Regions from separate parts of the Homo sapiens genome. Here all the other regions are linked to region 3. A link is a loop called in an ENCODE intact Hi-C map of the cell type or tissue named here. Cell type or tissue: Caco-2. All regions are shown on one strand.

Region 1 (4,000 bases), 150 kb before region 3:
GTTAAAATTGGAGAACTGAGAATACTGGCTCTTTCCATTTTCCTGCCTGTGGAGTCTCTCTGGCCTTAGCCTCAAGCAATTTCCCTTTCTCTCTTACTCTCTTCTCTCCTTCCTATGAGCCTAGTGTAAATTAATAATAATAATAATCAACATTTATCAAGCACATACAGAGACTCAGAGTCTAAATGGGTTGTATCTTTTTTTTTTTCTTGAAACGCAGTCTCACTCTGTTGCCCAGGCTGGAGTGCAGTGGTGTGATCTTGGCTCACTGCAACCTCTGCCTCCCAGGTTCAGGCGATCCTCCAACCTCAGCCTCCTAAGTAGCTAGGATTACGGGCATGTGCCACTACGCCTGGCTAATTTTTTTTTGTATTTTTAGTAGAGATGTGGTTTCACCATGTTGGCTAGGCTGGTCTCGAACTGCTAAACTCAAGTGATCTGCCCACCTGGTTCTCCCAAAGTGCTAGGATTACAGGTGTGAGCCACTGCGCTTGGCCTGGACTGTATCATTTAACCCTTCTACCGAGCTCTGAGGTAGCTGATTTAGGCAACATTTATCAATTGCTTATTATTACCAAGCACTGCTCTAACTCTTTAAATTTTCACAACCACCCCATTTTCCATGGGTAGGTGCCATTGTCATCATCATCAACATCCTTCAATTTACAAAGGAGTGCTCTGTGACCTGGAGGGGCTGAGTAACTTACCCAAGACTACACAGCCAGTGAGAAGCAAAGCGAAGATTTGAAACCTGGGCAACTGGGCTCCGGAGAAGAACCCTACTGCCAGGTTCTGGGAGTTACTTTATAGGTATCAACTCTTCTAATCTTGATAATAACCCTATAAGGTGGAGATAATTATTATTATACCCATTTCATGGGTGGCGAAGCTGAGGTTTAACGAGGTTAGGTAACTTGTCCAAAATAATACAGCTAATTAGATCTGTGGCCAAGATTTGAACCTAGGCAGTTGGACTTTTGAGGTTACTCTTTAAACCCTTGGGGTGGATGTTCTGGGTTGAATAATATCCTCTCCCAATTTATGTCCTTCCTAGAACCTCAGAATATGAACTTTTTTGGAACTAGAGTTATTGCAGATGTAACCGGCTAAATTGGGATTATACTGGAGTAGGGCGGGCCTTTAATCCAACATGACTGGTACCCTTATAAGAAGAGAAGAGACACCCAGACAGACGGGGAAGATGTCCATGTGGAGATGGTGGCAGACATTGGAGGGAAGTATCTATAAGCCAAGGAATGCCAAAAACTGGCTGCAAACACCAGGAGTTAGGACAAGACGAGGAAGGATCCTTCCTAGAGCCTGCAGAGAGAGCCTGGCCCTGCCGACCTGCTTTCAGACTTCCAGCCTGCAGAACTGGGAAAAGTCTCTGTTGTTTTAAGCTACCCAGTTTGCAGTAATTTGTGGCAGCAGCCCAAAAAAACTCAGACAGTACGATATACATTTTAAGACGGAGATGGAAGTGACAATTTTTTTTTCCTTTTTTTTTTTTTTGTTGAGACGGAGTTTCACTCTTGTCACCTATGCTGGAGTGCAATGGTGCAATCTTGGCTCAATGCAGCCTCTGCTTCCCGGGTTCAAGCAATTCTCCTGCCTCAGCCTCCTGAGTAGCTGGAATTACAGGCACACATCCCCATGCCTGCATAATTTTGTTTTTTGGTATTTTTAGTAGAGATGGGGTTTCATCATGTTGTCCAGGCTGGTCTTGAACTCCTGACCTCAGATGATTTGCCCACCTCGGCTTCCCAAAGTACTGGGTTTACAGGTGTGAACCACTGCGCCTGGCCAGAATTGACAATTCCTTCACTTGCTGGTCAGCATGAAGTAGCATAGACTTTGGAGTCGCTCTGAAAACTCAGGTTGAGGCTATGTTTTAGGGATGATGAGGGAACGTGCAAGGGAATAGAAGAGGGAGCTCCACTCCCCACTTGAGGGATTGACCCAGTCCCACACAACCAGATGGCGGAGGGCTGATTGGGTCTGTGCCTCCCCTTAGGATTATGGTTTAGGCTTTGGAGGCAAATATTAATAGACCCAGGTTTACATTCAGGCTCCTTCCTACTACCTGGGTGAGCTTAAACAAATTCCTTTAATTCCTAAGCCTCAGTTTCTTCCTCTGAAAAAGGGGTGATAATAATAGTTTTTCATTTGAGAATGGTTGCCAGGTTTAAATGAGGCAATACAAATAATGCCCCTAGATACACACATGAAGCTCTCAATGAATTATAACTGTTATTCTTCTCCCAGGAAGTGGCAAAGCGACTGAAGGAAGGAATGGCATCAGGCCTGGATGGTTTATGCTCCAGGGCTGAACTCCATAAGGTTGAATGTACGACCTGCAGGGTCCTGCGCAATTCTATGATCTCCCCCCATCTCTGGTGCTTCTCATAGAGCTGGACTCCATGAAATCTTTTACTATAGCCTTTTCTTTCCTAATCCGGTAGGTGGCAATAAGCCTCCGTCATTTTTCTTTATGAAGCTTTTACTCTTCAGCCCTGCTATTGGCTGTGTTGTGGGACGAGGCCATTGGGAGTGATTGAAGCAATTCAGACCAAGGGGACTCTTTTGGGAAGCATTCAGCACCCCTCAGGGCACAAACAGGGCATCAACCTCACCCCAGAGGGACTTCCCAAGAGCTCTTCTGACGATGTTTATCCCCGGGGCGGCCAGCTCAGACACAAAATTTATACTTACAATAAAAGGCCTCTGATTTTGTTCCCAGAGCAAGGATACATCATCTTGCTAAATCCCAGAAGGAGCACAGCCCTACTGGCTAAGAGGTGAACCCCATCTCCCTGGTAAATCTCATGGTGTTTTCGGAGGCAGCTACATGCCCCTGTAAATTCTGAGCCTACAGCATGGACATCATCTGGGACTTCTTAGAAATGTAAAATGTCAGGCTCCACCCCAGAGCTGTTGAATCAGATGGTGCATTTCAATGATCTCCCTGGGTGAATTGTGTAGCCAGGAAAGTTTGAGAAGTCCTGGCCTCCAGGATCTCAGAGGGAAATATTTCTTCTCACCAGCCTATATAATTAGTTCTCTTTAGTCCAGTGGAGAATAAATAATAAGCTAACATTGTCAACATGTGTCATATTTACAAAGGACACTATTACTGTATGCCTAAAGGAGATATATAAATAATATCTATCTATACACACACATATAGTCTTTTTTTTTGTTTTTGAGACAGGGTCTTGTCCTGTCGTACAGGCTGGAGTGTGGTGCTGCAATCTCTGCTCATTGCAACCTCTGCCTCTCGGGCTCAAGCAATCATCCTGCCTCAGCCTCCTGAGTAGCTGGGACTACAGGAACATGTCACCGTATCTGGCTAATTTTTGTATTTTTAGTAGAGATGGGGTTTCATCATGTTGGCCAGGCTGGTCTCGAATTCCTAGCCTCATGTGATCCACCCGCCTCGACCTCCCAAAGTGCTGGGATTACAGGTGTGAGCCACTGCACCCAGCCTACACATATAGTTTTGATGATTTACCTTTCCAATACCCCCTTAGCTCAATCCCATTTAAAGATGAGAAAACTAGACTTAGAAGTACGCAAGTATCCAAGAGGAGAGCTGAGATGTAAGCACAGGTTTTTGGAGTCCACAGTGACTGTATTTCAAAGTAGCAATAGAAAGAAAGGCCAGCATTTATCCAGTGCTTGCTGTGTACTAGGCCCTATGCCAAATGTCAAATGTGTTATTTAACATCATCTTCTTGACAGTTCTAAGCAGAGGAATACCATTGTCCCCGCTTCACAAATGAGAACACTGAGGAGCAGAGAAGTCAATGAACTTCCTTAAGACCACATAGCTGCTAAAAAAAAAAAATGACCTATCTAGAATTATCACCCAAGCCAGTATGACTCTGAGCCTGAGTTTAACACTACAGCTTAAAGTCTTCCTGAGAAATGTCTGAATTCCTCATGTACATGTCCTTTTGAAACACTTGCCTATGATTATAATGTACTTTTGAGTACATTA
Region 2 (4,000 bases), 360 kb after region 3:
GATATGAAACAGTTTCCCTAACACCAGGGAACTGCATGAATCCCTCTGAAGCTAGAATCCAAAGGAAGGAAGAGCTCAAACAGAGTCCTGCAGAACACCTGGCAGTCGCCTCAGCGCCTCTGTGCTGTCCTTTTCTGTTATTTGAAGTGAGAGTACCACTCTGTTGAAACAAGTACAGGGAGTCTCTGAGATACCAGTTTCTGCCAAACTCCCTTGTTAGGGTTCCATGATTTCCAGGGCAGAGTCTCAGCAGAGCCTTCTAAAGACACAGCCACATCCTCCACCAGGTTTCGAAAATTGTGCCACATTCTTACTATTTCATCAACTGTTCCTTCTTCTGTAACCCAAATTTAGTTAATGAATCTGTTATTAATGTAAAAGGCAAAATAGAGAGCTCGGTCTTTCTGAAGTTGTTTTGGGACCTCCAGGACTGACAAGACACAGTACAAATCCAGTTCCTGTCCTGAAAATCAAGAACTCTTTTTTTGTATGTAAAGTTACTTTGTAAATTCTCCCTTGGCAATTTTCATGACAAGAAAGAATCACTTTTGTAGGAAAATGAGTAAAATTCTTGCACAAAGTTATCTTTTAAATGTCAGGACTTAAAAAATATCAAAAATAAGAAAGTAGTTTAAGGAGAAACTTATGAAACTTACAAAGCTTGCAGGATGTTGAAACGGTTTTGTCCCAAGTTATAATAGAATTTTGTTTTCCTAAGTCTTACTGTTGAGGGTCTGGCTTTGGATGTAAGGGACTCCTGTTATTGACAAATATAATGGGACATGTAATGTTTACTGAAATTCATTTTATCTGTTACTGAAATTCATTTTACCTTTAAGATCAAAAACAGCAGGTATTTTAGATTATATTAGGAAACAGATCAACTATTTCATTCCTTTTTTCCTCCATCTCCACATGGGGCATGTCCATACATGTAATACACACACACACACACACACACACACACACCCGTATCCATTCCAAGCAAATGTTTGAAGGAAAACAGGACCTTGAAAATGAATAAAAAGGAAAGTATATACATCACAAATGTGATTTTGAATCTAGACAAAAACAAGACCAGGCAATAGACAAGTGTTCTTCAGAATATGTTATTGTCAGTTAATTTTCTTCTGTGATTATTCATTTCATAACTGCAAAAAACCAGCAGTGTCATCCCAGAATTGTACAAATATAATGAAATCTTTTCATAGAGAAGATCTATAAGCCATAGTAGCAGCTGTTGCCCACATTTAGCAATTATAGGCTTATTATTTACTATTTATTAAATACCAGTAGTAGCAGGGTTCTATAAAATGAATGTTTTTACCTAGTACTTTTTCTTTGAAGTTGCTGTTAAATGGGCAAGAAAAAGTAGGCAGACAGAGAGAAAACAGAAATACTTTTGGGAGAATGCTAAAATAGTTTTGCAAGGTTCAATAATACATGATTCACTACAGTTGATTCTGGTCATGTTGGAAGTGTCTTGAGGATAACATATCTTGATGGATGGGAAGGGAACATTTACAGGAAATAATGAGTCTTAAGTCTGTATGATGAAGTAAAAACAGACCTCAAAGTCAGACACATCATGGATTTGAATGTATTGACTCATAATTTGCAGGGCTCCATAGGTGCAGAGTAACTTAAATTCTTGATATGATAGAAGTTTTGAGAAACTTTTCTTCACCACTTAGTTTGACACAGCATGTAGGGGGATGTTTCTCAGATCCTGCTTCAATGCACAGGGTGATGCAAACTTTACTCCACTCATAAATACTTTATGCCTAGGCACAGCACAATATAGTAAGAGGAATTGATTTTGTACTATCAGAACCTCTAAACATATCTCAGATTCGTCTCCTGTTCCCAACTCAGAATCACACATTTCTAATCTTGGGGGTTGGGGGCTGGGGACTGAAGAGGGGGTTGGTTAGCTAGCTAGCCTTTTCTCTTCTAAGACTTCGTGGAAATGTATCTAGTCCTGATTTGCCATCTTCTCTACCTCCTTCTATTCTTCCAACTCCCAAAGATTCTCCTTGGCTAATAATTCCTCTGTAGAATTCTGGCTTCTCTACTTCCTAGATGTGTAATCTCAATCAAGTTCTCTAAAACTCTGCTGTCTCATTGGGGAAATTGCTAGAGTAACACCTGCCTCATCAGAAAACTGTGAGTATGAATGAACATTGTATCTGGAAGAGAGGAGATTTTCAATAAATGTTAATCTTTCCTTTTTTCTCCCCATCCTCTGTGCTTAAATAATGTCATCTGGGGACCAGAGGGTTTGTAAGAGAAAAGGACCTGCAGTAGCTCCTCCTGCTGGTCAGTTCCTGGAATGTCTCTTCTCAGGATAGTGCCACAACTCAGCATTGCAGATATTCTTTTAAAATAAATACTAACTTATACATTAAAGTTATTCATATCATTTATACACAAAACAGTAGGGTAGGTGCTATAAAGAAAGATGACTTGTACCCTCAAGTAACTTAAAACCTGGAAGAGAAAGGAAGACACAGTAACAAAACTATAAGAGAGAATAAATTATAAGTACAGTATTACCCTAAAGATTCCAGAGAAAACTTAATGAATTCAGCAAAGTTTCAGGATTTAAAATCAACACACAAAAATCAGTTGCATTTCTATGTACTAACAATGAACAGTCTGAAAAGGAAATTAATAAAATTTCATTACAATAGTTTTTAAAATATTTAGGAATAAATTTAGCCAAGGAGGGAAAGGGCTTATACACCAAAAACAAATAAACACTGCTGAAAGAATTTAAAGAAGACACAAATGCATTGAAAGGCATTCTGTGTTTATAGATTAGAAAACTTTATATTGTTAAGATATCAATTCTTCACCTCCAAAGAGATATGTAGATTCATCCCTATCAAAATTACAATGACATATTTTTACAGAAATAGAAAAATCTATCCTAAAATTCATATGGAATCTCAAGAAACTCCTGAATAGTCAGAACAATCTTGGGAAAAAAAATAACAAATTTGGAGGATTCATTCTTCCTGACTTCCAAACTTAGTACAAAGCTACAGTAATAAAAGTAGTGTGGAATTGGTGCAAAGAGAGACATATAGACCAACTGAATAGAATAAAGAACCCAGAAATAAACCCTCACATATGTGGTCAAATGATTTTCAACAGGATGCTAAGATCATTCAATGGGGGGAAAGGTCAGTCTTTTCAACAAATGGCACTAAAAAACTGGTTATCCACATGCAAAAGAATGAATTTGTACCCTTATCTTATGCTATATACAAAAATAAACTCAAAATGAATCAAATACCTAAATATAAATGCTAAAGCTATAAAACTCTTGGAGAAAAAATATGGAAACCTAATGTGCTACAACATGGATGAACCTTAACAACATTATGCTAAGTGAAATAAGCCAGACACAAAGGACAAATATTGTATGATTCAATTATATGAGGTACCTATTGTGGTCAAATTCATAGAGACAGAAGGAATGGTAGGCAGCAAGGGCTGGGAGAGGGATAAATGGGAAGTTATTGTTTAATGGGTATAGAGTTTCAGTTTGATATGGTGAAAAAGTCCTGGAAAGGGATGGTGGTAATGATTGTACAATATGAACTGAACTGTACACTTAAATGCCACTGAACTGTACACTTAAAATGGTTAAAATGAGAAATTTTATGTTTTATATATTTTACCATAATAAAAAGTACAGTATTAAAAAGATAAGCAAAGTTATGTGCAAACAAATGAGACAGTAATATTGACTAGGGGTGTCAGCAATACTTCTCAGAGGAAGCATTGCTTGAGCAGAATTTTTAAAGATTACAGGAGAAATGGATTTGAGCAGGTGACATTCCAAAAACATTTTTAAATAAATGATGAAAACCTTTAATGTAATGGAGGCCATATTTATTCTGCTGCTGAAATTGATTGCTGGGATGTGGTTTATGATATTAAAATATTTATGAATATATATTTAATTTCCATCCATCTCTTCCAAGAACCA
Region 3 (4,000 bases):
TAGAGGGTCTAGTGGGCATGGAAGGGGGTAGTGGTTGTGCCTGTAGCAGGATTTTGCCATCCCTAGTTCTAATCCAACACTTTGAGAGCTGAGGCTCAGAGACATGAGTGATTTATAGAGGTCCTTCCTTTATTGCTTTTGTGTCACCAAATCTAGAATTAAGTCTTCTGCTTCCAAGAAAGTCAGCTGCCTCATTACCATGTAACATAGCTAGTTTCCCCATTTCATCTAGAAAATAAATATTTATTGAGGGTTGGCCAGGGGCGGTAACTCATGCTTGTAATCCCAGCACTTTGGGAGGCTGAGGCAGAGGGATCATTTGGGGTCAGGAGCTTGAGATCAGCCTGGCCAACATGGTGAAACCCTGTCTCTACTAAAAATACAAAAATTAGCCAGAAATTGCTTAAACCTGGGAGGTGGAGGTTGCAGTGAGCCGAGATTGTGCCACTGCACTCAGCTTGGGCAGCAGAGAGAGATTCCATCTCAAAAATATAAAATAATAATAATAATAAAATAAATAAATTAATTAATTAAAAAATACTTATTGAGGGCCTACTTGGTTTTCAGTACTGAAATAGGAGCTGAACATAGAGCAGTGAATGAATAGACCAAGTCCCTGTTCTCCTTGGTCTTACATTTTAGGGGAGGAGACAGGTTAGCAATTATTAGGAGAAAGCAGGAAATTTCTGCTTTCATGGGTGGGATACCAGAAGGTAAATCATGATGAAAGGAAATTTTGGGACAAATTTCCTTAGCATAGATATATTTTAGGATGATTGGGGCTTTGTGTTGTGAGCACAGGATCTCTGGAGCAGTCAAAGGGCACCGGGAACCTCATCTCTTAAGACTTGCATGCACTGTAGGCCACCCTTGGTGTCCCTCACTCTGGCCAAGCTCACTTCTTCATCATGGCCTTTGCACTTGCTCTTCTCTGCGTGGAGAAGAATGCTCTTTCCCTAGAGATCCAAATGGCTCACTCCTTCAGTGTCTTCAAATCTCTGTCAAATATCACCTTAACAGAGAGGCTTTCCCTGGCCTCTAGAGGACAAAGTAGCACATTTTCCCACGCACTTACCCTGCTTATCCTTCTTTGTAGCACCCCTCACTGCCTGCTGTGTTATTTATCTTTCAGCTTTCTCTCTAGAATGGAAGATCTATAAGAATAAGAACCTGTCTGTTCACTGAGGTGTTCCCAGACTCTAGAAAAATGTCTGTCCCATAGGAGGTGCTTAATCAACAATTTTTGAATGAAAAGTGGAGGAAAAAAAGACAGGAGAAAGCAAACTCATGAAGAAGAGTGCTGGGTAGAGTGGGAGAAGAAGAGGGTAATGGATCCAGGCCCTACAGGGATTCACTGTCCAAGCAGGAAGTCCAGGGAAAGTCACATGGCCTCCTTCAATCAGGTGAGCTGGAGCTGCTGACATCCTCTGCAACCTGGGAGCCAGTGCATGCAATGTTCCAGCTGGGTCTAAGGATAGGAGGAGGCTAATGAACAGCCACCTTTGGAGCCACAGGGTCACTTCAGTCCTCCCTGTTTATTACCAAGCTGCTGAGAGTCTTATGCACATTTCCTCTGCTCACTTGCCTCTTCACATCTCTAGCTGCTGCAGGTATTTATGTCTTAATTAAAGTGGAAAGCAGGGTTTATATATGTTTATATAAAGTTACATTTTCCTCTATGTGGGCATCACCTCTTTGTTGGAAGAAAGAGCAAATGTTAAAATTCTTAGAAGCCCAGGAGTTAAAGACTAACCTGGGAAACATTGCAACCCCATCTTTGCAAAGAGTAAAAAAATTAGCCCAGAGTGGTGGTGCATGCCTGTGGTCCCAGTTACTTGGGAGGCTGAGGCAGGAGGATCACTTGAGCGCAGGAGGTTGAGGCTGCTGTGAGCCATGATCGTTCCATTGCATTCCAGCCTGGGTGACAGAGTGAGACCTTGTTTAAAAAGAAAGAAAGAAACACCTAGAAAGGACACTAGAGATAAATCTAGTTCATACTCCTTGTTTTCTACGGGAGGACACTGAAGTCCAGGGTCACACAACCCATAAATGGCCAGCCTATGGAAACTCTGTAAGAGGTGGAGTTTGAGGAAAAGTTCCTCTTCTAAGCAGTGCCTTGGGGCTGCCTGGAAGCTTTGCTGAGCTGTGCTGGCTTCCTGGAGCTTAATTTATAGCCAGCCAGTGAGTGGAGCTAAAGCTTCACGAGACAGTGGCTTGTCTAACAGACTTGCTGGGGAATTTCTTCCTGAACATTTCCCTTTGCTGAGTGTCCAGCTCCGTCCTCACCTTTCCTTAACAGTCCTGCTGAGGAGCTTATCTCAGCCTGGCAGAACAGAGGGTCACACTTCCAGACAGCCTCTTTGTGCTACACCTAGCCTCCTCTTCCCCCCACTTTGTTCTCCTTTCCCAGTCATGGCCCCTGGCATTCTCAGCCCTAAAGCCAGGCAGCATCAGCTGGGTTTTATTAAACTTTCTAGCCTGGAGAGAAATGGAGCTGCAGAGATCCTTTCTGTTAATCTTTGGTGCAAAGAATGAGCACACCCCCAGGCATTTTAACTCCTTAAGCCAAGAAATCTGTTTAAACCCAGGGTTGCAAACTCAAATGCCTACAGTGGCCAGACAGCAAACATACTGGGAGAGATGAGCTAAGGGAAGACAACAGAGACTGTTGGGGACTGTGGCGCATTGGAGAACACAGGTGCTTTCTCAAAATGGGGGAGCAGCTACCCCACTGCTGTCATTGAAGCCTGGTGGGAATGCAGGTTGCGGGTTGCCTGAGCCTCCGACACATCAAGTGAAAGTGTAGAACCAGAATTTTAAAGCACTTTCTGGGCCAAAGGAAACCTCTCTGTGCTTGCTTGGTGTGTAAGCTGCTGGCTTAAGTCTGGTTTAAACTGCGAGAAGAGGTCCTGGTTCTGTCTACTTTTCTGCCACTTCTCCCTGCCACTCTGCCCTATTTGAGTTCCATGGTAGTGCCTGTTAATCAGGAGACATTGTTGGTCTAAGGAAGAAGCAGTTTGAAAATTATTCGAACCTTTCTCAGTGACCCATGAGCATGGCATTTGCTTGTTATTATGTCTGTTCATTCATTCAGTTATTTGACACATATTGAAGGGTATTTTATACACATATTGCTCTCTCAGGGTGCTGGAGTGAACACTGCATGGCTCTCAAGGAGCTCAGAGTCTCACTGTGTCGCCCAGGCTGGAGTGCAGAGGAGAGGAGAGCAACATGTGTGGTTGCAATGATTCAGTGTGGTGAGGACTTAATAGACATATTAAGCTGCCTGATAGACATATAGGAACATGGATGACAGAATTCTTAGCTCTGCCTGAGGGAACTACAGAAGAGTTCTAGGAGGATGCAGTGAGGTGTGAAGGTGGGAGCAGGGGAAGAGGGGCAATGGGTTTGAAAAGCTGGGTGAATGGACAAAGTAGATAACAGGATGGGAGAGCCTTCCAGGTAAATGCAGGGTGAATTTGGGCTTAGTTGTATGACAGTGTTTGGTGTGGTTGGGGCATATTGCGTAATCTGTGTGGGGTGCTGTCTGAAATGGCTGCAGAAGATGCTGGGGATGCAGAGCTCTGGGGTCAGGCCAGGTAAGGGCCTGTGTGCCATCTTAAGAACCCCATTGGGTAAACCCTGGGGAGATACTAAACTTGTATATACAGGAGAGTCGCACAGTCATATCTGTTTTATAAAGATCATTCTGGTTCCATTGATAAGCATAATTTGGAAAGGCAGGTTGGGAATGTCATGGAGTATCATGGAGGAGCTGTAGGATGGGTGGAGATTGGAAGAAGAGAAAGGTCGTCAAGTTAGGACAGTGGTTCTCAACCCTGGCCACAGTACCTATGACTAAGCCCATCCCAGACAAAGTAAATCAAAATGTCCAGGTTTGAGTTCCCAGTCTTGGAATTAAAAGTTCCCTGAGTGGCTGAGCATCACTGAGCTAGGAGACCATTGCCTGGTGGGGGAAATGTCTCAAAGGAGAGCTAGA
Region 4 (4,000 bases), 110 kb after region 3:
AAGACACTATACACTGGTTGCGTGTGTGTATGTGCATGTGTGTGTAAGGCGTCTCTAAGGTGTAAGGTGAGTAAATTGTTTTAGTTACCTTTTCTTTTGTTTTTGAGAGCGCAGTCTCAGTCTGTCTTCCAGGCTGGAGTGCAGTGGTGCCATCTCGGCTCACTGCAACCTCTACCTCCCAGGCTCGAGTGATCCTCCCGAGTAGCTGGGATTACAGGCATGCGCCACCACCCCTGCTAATTTTTTGTAGTTTTGGTGGAGACTGGGTTTTGCCATATTGCCCAGGCTGGTGTCGAACTGCTGGGCTCAAGCGATCTGCCCACCTCAGCCTCCCAAAGTGCTGGGATTACAGGCAGGAGCCAACATGCCCTGCTTCATTCTCTTTGTCTTAGTATACATACCTGTAAATTGGGTATAAAGGTACTACCCATCTCTCATAGTTGTGAACATTTTAATAAAATACTGTATATAAAAAACATTTTATTAACTTTAGCACAATGTAAAAATGATAATAATCATAATTTTTGTCTATTAAATAGTGAATTTCCTAAGACATAGAAACTATTATTTTACATTTCTATATTCATATAGGTATCTTTGCCACGAGTAACTCTAAAGGACGCTTACAGTTGAATGTATAAGTAATTTTATTATTTTAGGGGAAATAATGGCACAAAGACTTTGTGGTTCTGGGGACATTTTAAATTATTTTTCAGTAATCTTTCCATCAGCAGAGAGTATGAGTAGCCTAAGAGGACTTTGAAAAGGCTAATCATAAAAGAAATCGCTTCTCTTCTCACATCGCTAAGTCAGATCAATATACACTTTCTCTTGGCTAATTCTGAGGGCTGGTTAATTTAGTGACACTAATGGTTTCTATGACTATCCTGAAGTTGAGGTTACCAGACCCCCTATTGAGGAAGGCAGAGACCTGGGAACTAATTTATCACTCCAGGCGAGACCTGTAAAATTCTTGGCCATATAATTAGGAAATTTGCATATTAATTCTCCAAGTGTGGGAGGATTATAGGCTGCAGAAATGATGTCCAACCTGGAGAAAGGGGCCAGAAGCAAGAAGAAGCTGTACGTCTGTTTCCTTTGTTGGTTGAATCTCTTAGAAATTGCCCTGAGGTCATTCTGAAAAGAGAAATGTAGTCTCATCCTTCATGCTTTGACCTCTTCACCTCACGTTTAAGCAAGACACATACACACCAGTTTGGTCGAATAGTATTTATTAATAATACTGACAATAGCTACCATTGTTTAGAACAACAACTGGGATCATTTAAAAAGGGCTGTGTTAACCCTTGGCCTTGCTCTCAGCATGGATGGCTAATGTTCGGAATTTTGGTCTGGCTCTTCCAGTCAGAGCAAATAGCAGGAGGAAGATTGAAGACAGGAAGTAGGTATTATGCTAGTTCTTACTGCACAAGCCACATATTGTTTCTGCAGACTTTCCACTTGGGAAAGTGTTGTGAGCAATTTTATTTGACAGTTTTTTGAGTAAATCAGCCCTGGTTTAGCAGGGATAAAGGGAGAAAATATTCTAATATTATTGAGTGCACCTTAGGTTGCAGACCTTTGAGGTTATCTATGCCAGAACCATTATAAGCAGGGAAGTAGCTATTAATTTTCATTTGCACAGATGTAGAAATGGGGACCCACCAAGGGAAAGTGACTTGCTCAAAGTCACAAGACTAGTAAATGAGGCTTGAAATACAGTTCCAGCTCTGGCCTTTTCCACTAGACTCTATTGGAAGTATCCTGGAATTTCTGGGAGCTAACTCTGCCATCCTGGGAACCTCTCTCAATACTTTTAATGGTGTATATGGAAAGATGAGAAGGGCTCAGAATAGAAAAACTGCAGAGCCCTCCTCCCTAGCCCCTAGTGCTTGTGACCAGCAGGGGGCTGTATCATCTGTAGGTAACTGTCCACTAGTGTCAATTCAGATGATGTTGAAAAAATACAGGAAGTGTCAGTATACTTAGGAGCCTTTGCTCCTGACCCTGTGCATTTCCAAGTGAAGATTCTGCCTCTGGGTTCATACTTGCCTTTCTTTCATCTCCAACAGTGGAGCTGGAGTGTGTAAACACTACAGACAGCTCTCCTTAGGCATTAGCTGTTTGTTTGGAGAATTAATTTATGTTCCCCTGAAGGAGTATTGATTTGAGTTAGGTGATTAAAGGCACTCGATAAAGAACCTGCTAAATCTATTCACCTGTGTTCCACTGATTATGGAAAGGAATATATCAATCTTTTCTCATCAAATGACTCTTCCTTTGCCTCAACCACTCTTCTGTTCTGCTGCCCTCTGGCTTTCAATTAGGCTAGGAGGCAGAATTCATTGTCTCTGGGGGAGATATGGAAAGGAGAAACTGTAGTGTAGAGTGGTCTGGAAAGCAAAAAGAGGAAATGGCTTAACCTTTTAAGTAGCTGCATAAGCTTGGAAAACAGAGGAATTCAAGACTCCTTCTTCTTCTCATCTTTTTTTTTTTTTTAATCAAATTGTTTTCTGATTGCACATCCAAAATGTTTCGCAAGTCAACTTTCTTTCCTTCCTTACTTCTGGTGCTGTCCTGGTTCAAGGCCTGATTGTATACCCAACTATTGCCATAACCCCTTACCTGCCTCTAGTACCTCTCCATCTCTCCAATCTCCTGTCCACTCTGCCACTGGATGTCTTTTCAAAGTCAAGTTCCGGTGATGTCTCTTGTTCCCCTATTTGGAACCTACCTCAATGCCATTCATAAATTCTGAACTTGTTAGTATAGCCTAGAAGGCTATACTTTTTATAGCCTGAACTTAGCTCATAGGACTAACGAAGTAGCCAGAACTCCCAGGATACTTCCAATAGAGCCTAGCGGAGAAGACCAGAGCTGGAACTGTATTTCAAGCCTCATTTACTAGTCATATGACCTTGGACAAGTCACTTCACCTTGGTGAGTCCTTATTTCTGCATCTCTGCGAATGCAAATTAATAGCAACTTCCTTGCTTATAATGGTTCTGGGATAAATAAACCCAAAGGTATGTAACCTTAGGTGCACTCAATAATATTAGAATATTTTCTCCATCATCCAAATATTACTCTTTTAAACCAGGGTTGACTTACTCAAAGAACTGTGGAGTAAAATGTGTTCTCAGCCATTGTCACATATACTAGGCTTTAGTCACACTGTATGCCCTGTCATTTATTGAAGAGACCATTTACTCCCATACTTCTGCATCTTTGCTTATATTTTTTCCCTGGAAACTCATATTTATCTTCAAGGACCACCTCAGACACTCAAATGTAAAGCCTTTGATGATTCCCTAAGCTCAAGAATTATTATATTAGATTCTCTGATTTGCCACTTCCTACTCACATAATATCCTGGGTGTCTCCTTATTTAGTGTTTTTTAGCATTATCTTTTTAGTACCATCTGCCCACCCCAAATATGAGTTCCTTGAGGACAGAAATTATGACTTAATAATCCTAGTATTTCCAAAATCTACCAGACAGCCTAATGAATATTAAATGATAGATTAGATTGTTTTCAGTAAAAATTTATCTTCATTTTTTCCTCCTTGATATGGAGTATACTTCTTGTGCCCTCTTGACTTTGAGCTTGGCAATGTGACTTCCCTAGCCACTGGAATGTGAGCAGACATGATGTAAGCAGAGGCCTTAAATGTGCATAATTTGCTTTTCTTGTCATCTTGTCTTCTTATGCTCCTGTGTTTCACTGGGGCCACTGGTCTAAGGCAAATAGGGACACACCTGGAGGAGGTTTGAGCCAAATCATGAGTTTGATCTGGGTTCTGCCAATTTGAAGATCTGTGAGGAAGAAATGAATGCTTGTTTTTTAAAGTCATTGGGTTTCAAGGTAGTTTGTTACTCAGTGTTATTACAGGAACAGCTAATTAATACAGATACTCATGGATGAGTAATGCCTAGTTAAATAGGATGAGTTAAAAGGATGAGAGAGGAAGAGCTTAGAAATTGTGAGCTGAATCCTTA

The links. Peaks named below come from ENCODE experiments on the same cell type or tissue, not always from the same donor. Only the 100,000 strongest peaks of a DNase experiment are listed, where the experiment ranks them.
Region 1: a loop joins it to region 3, with 5 times the contacts of the local background. A loop is called at or near these places in 2 of 110 quality-filtered maps.
Region 2: it touches region 3 in a loop (34-fold over the local background); 28 of 110 quality-filtered maps call a loop at or near these places.
Region 4: a loop joins it to region 3, with 11 times the contacts of the local background. A loop is called at or near these places in 2 of 110 quality-filtered maps.

What each region holds. Positions count from the first base shown.
Region 1 is chr11:43,277,296-43,281,295 of GRCh38, reverse strand. No RefSeq gene overlaps it. Among named protein-coding and RNA genes, the nearest start is that of API5, 33 kb to the left of the region's middle. In Caco-2, a CTCF peak has its summit at 2,455 (motif pointing right); no DNase peak of the experiment used is centred here.
Region 2 is chr11:42,768,968-42,772,967 of GRCh38, reverse strand. No RefSeq gene overlaps it. Among named protein-coding and RNA genes, the nearest start is that of LINC02740, 520 kb to the right of the region's middle. In Caco-2, a CTCF peak has its summit at 2,323 (motif pointing left); no DNase peak of the experiment used is centred here.
Region 3 is chr11:43,129,053-43,133,052 of GRCh38, reverse strand. No RefSeq gene overlaps it. Among named protein-coding and RNA genes, the nearest start is that of API5, 180 kb to the left of the region's middle. In Caco-2, no CTCF peak of the experiment used is centred here; a DNase peak (open chromatin) is centred at 2,312.
Region 4 is chr11:43,019,580-43,023,579 of GRCh38, reverse strand. No RefSeq gene overlaps it. Among named protein-coding and RNA genes, the nearest start is that of API5, 290 kb to the left of the region's middle. In Caco-2, a CTCF peak has its summit at 1,895 (motif pointing right); a DNase peak (open chromatin) is centred at 1,909.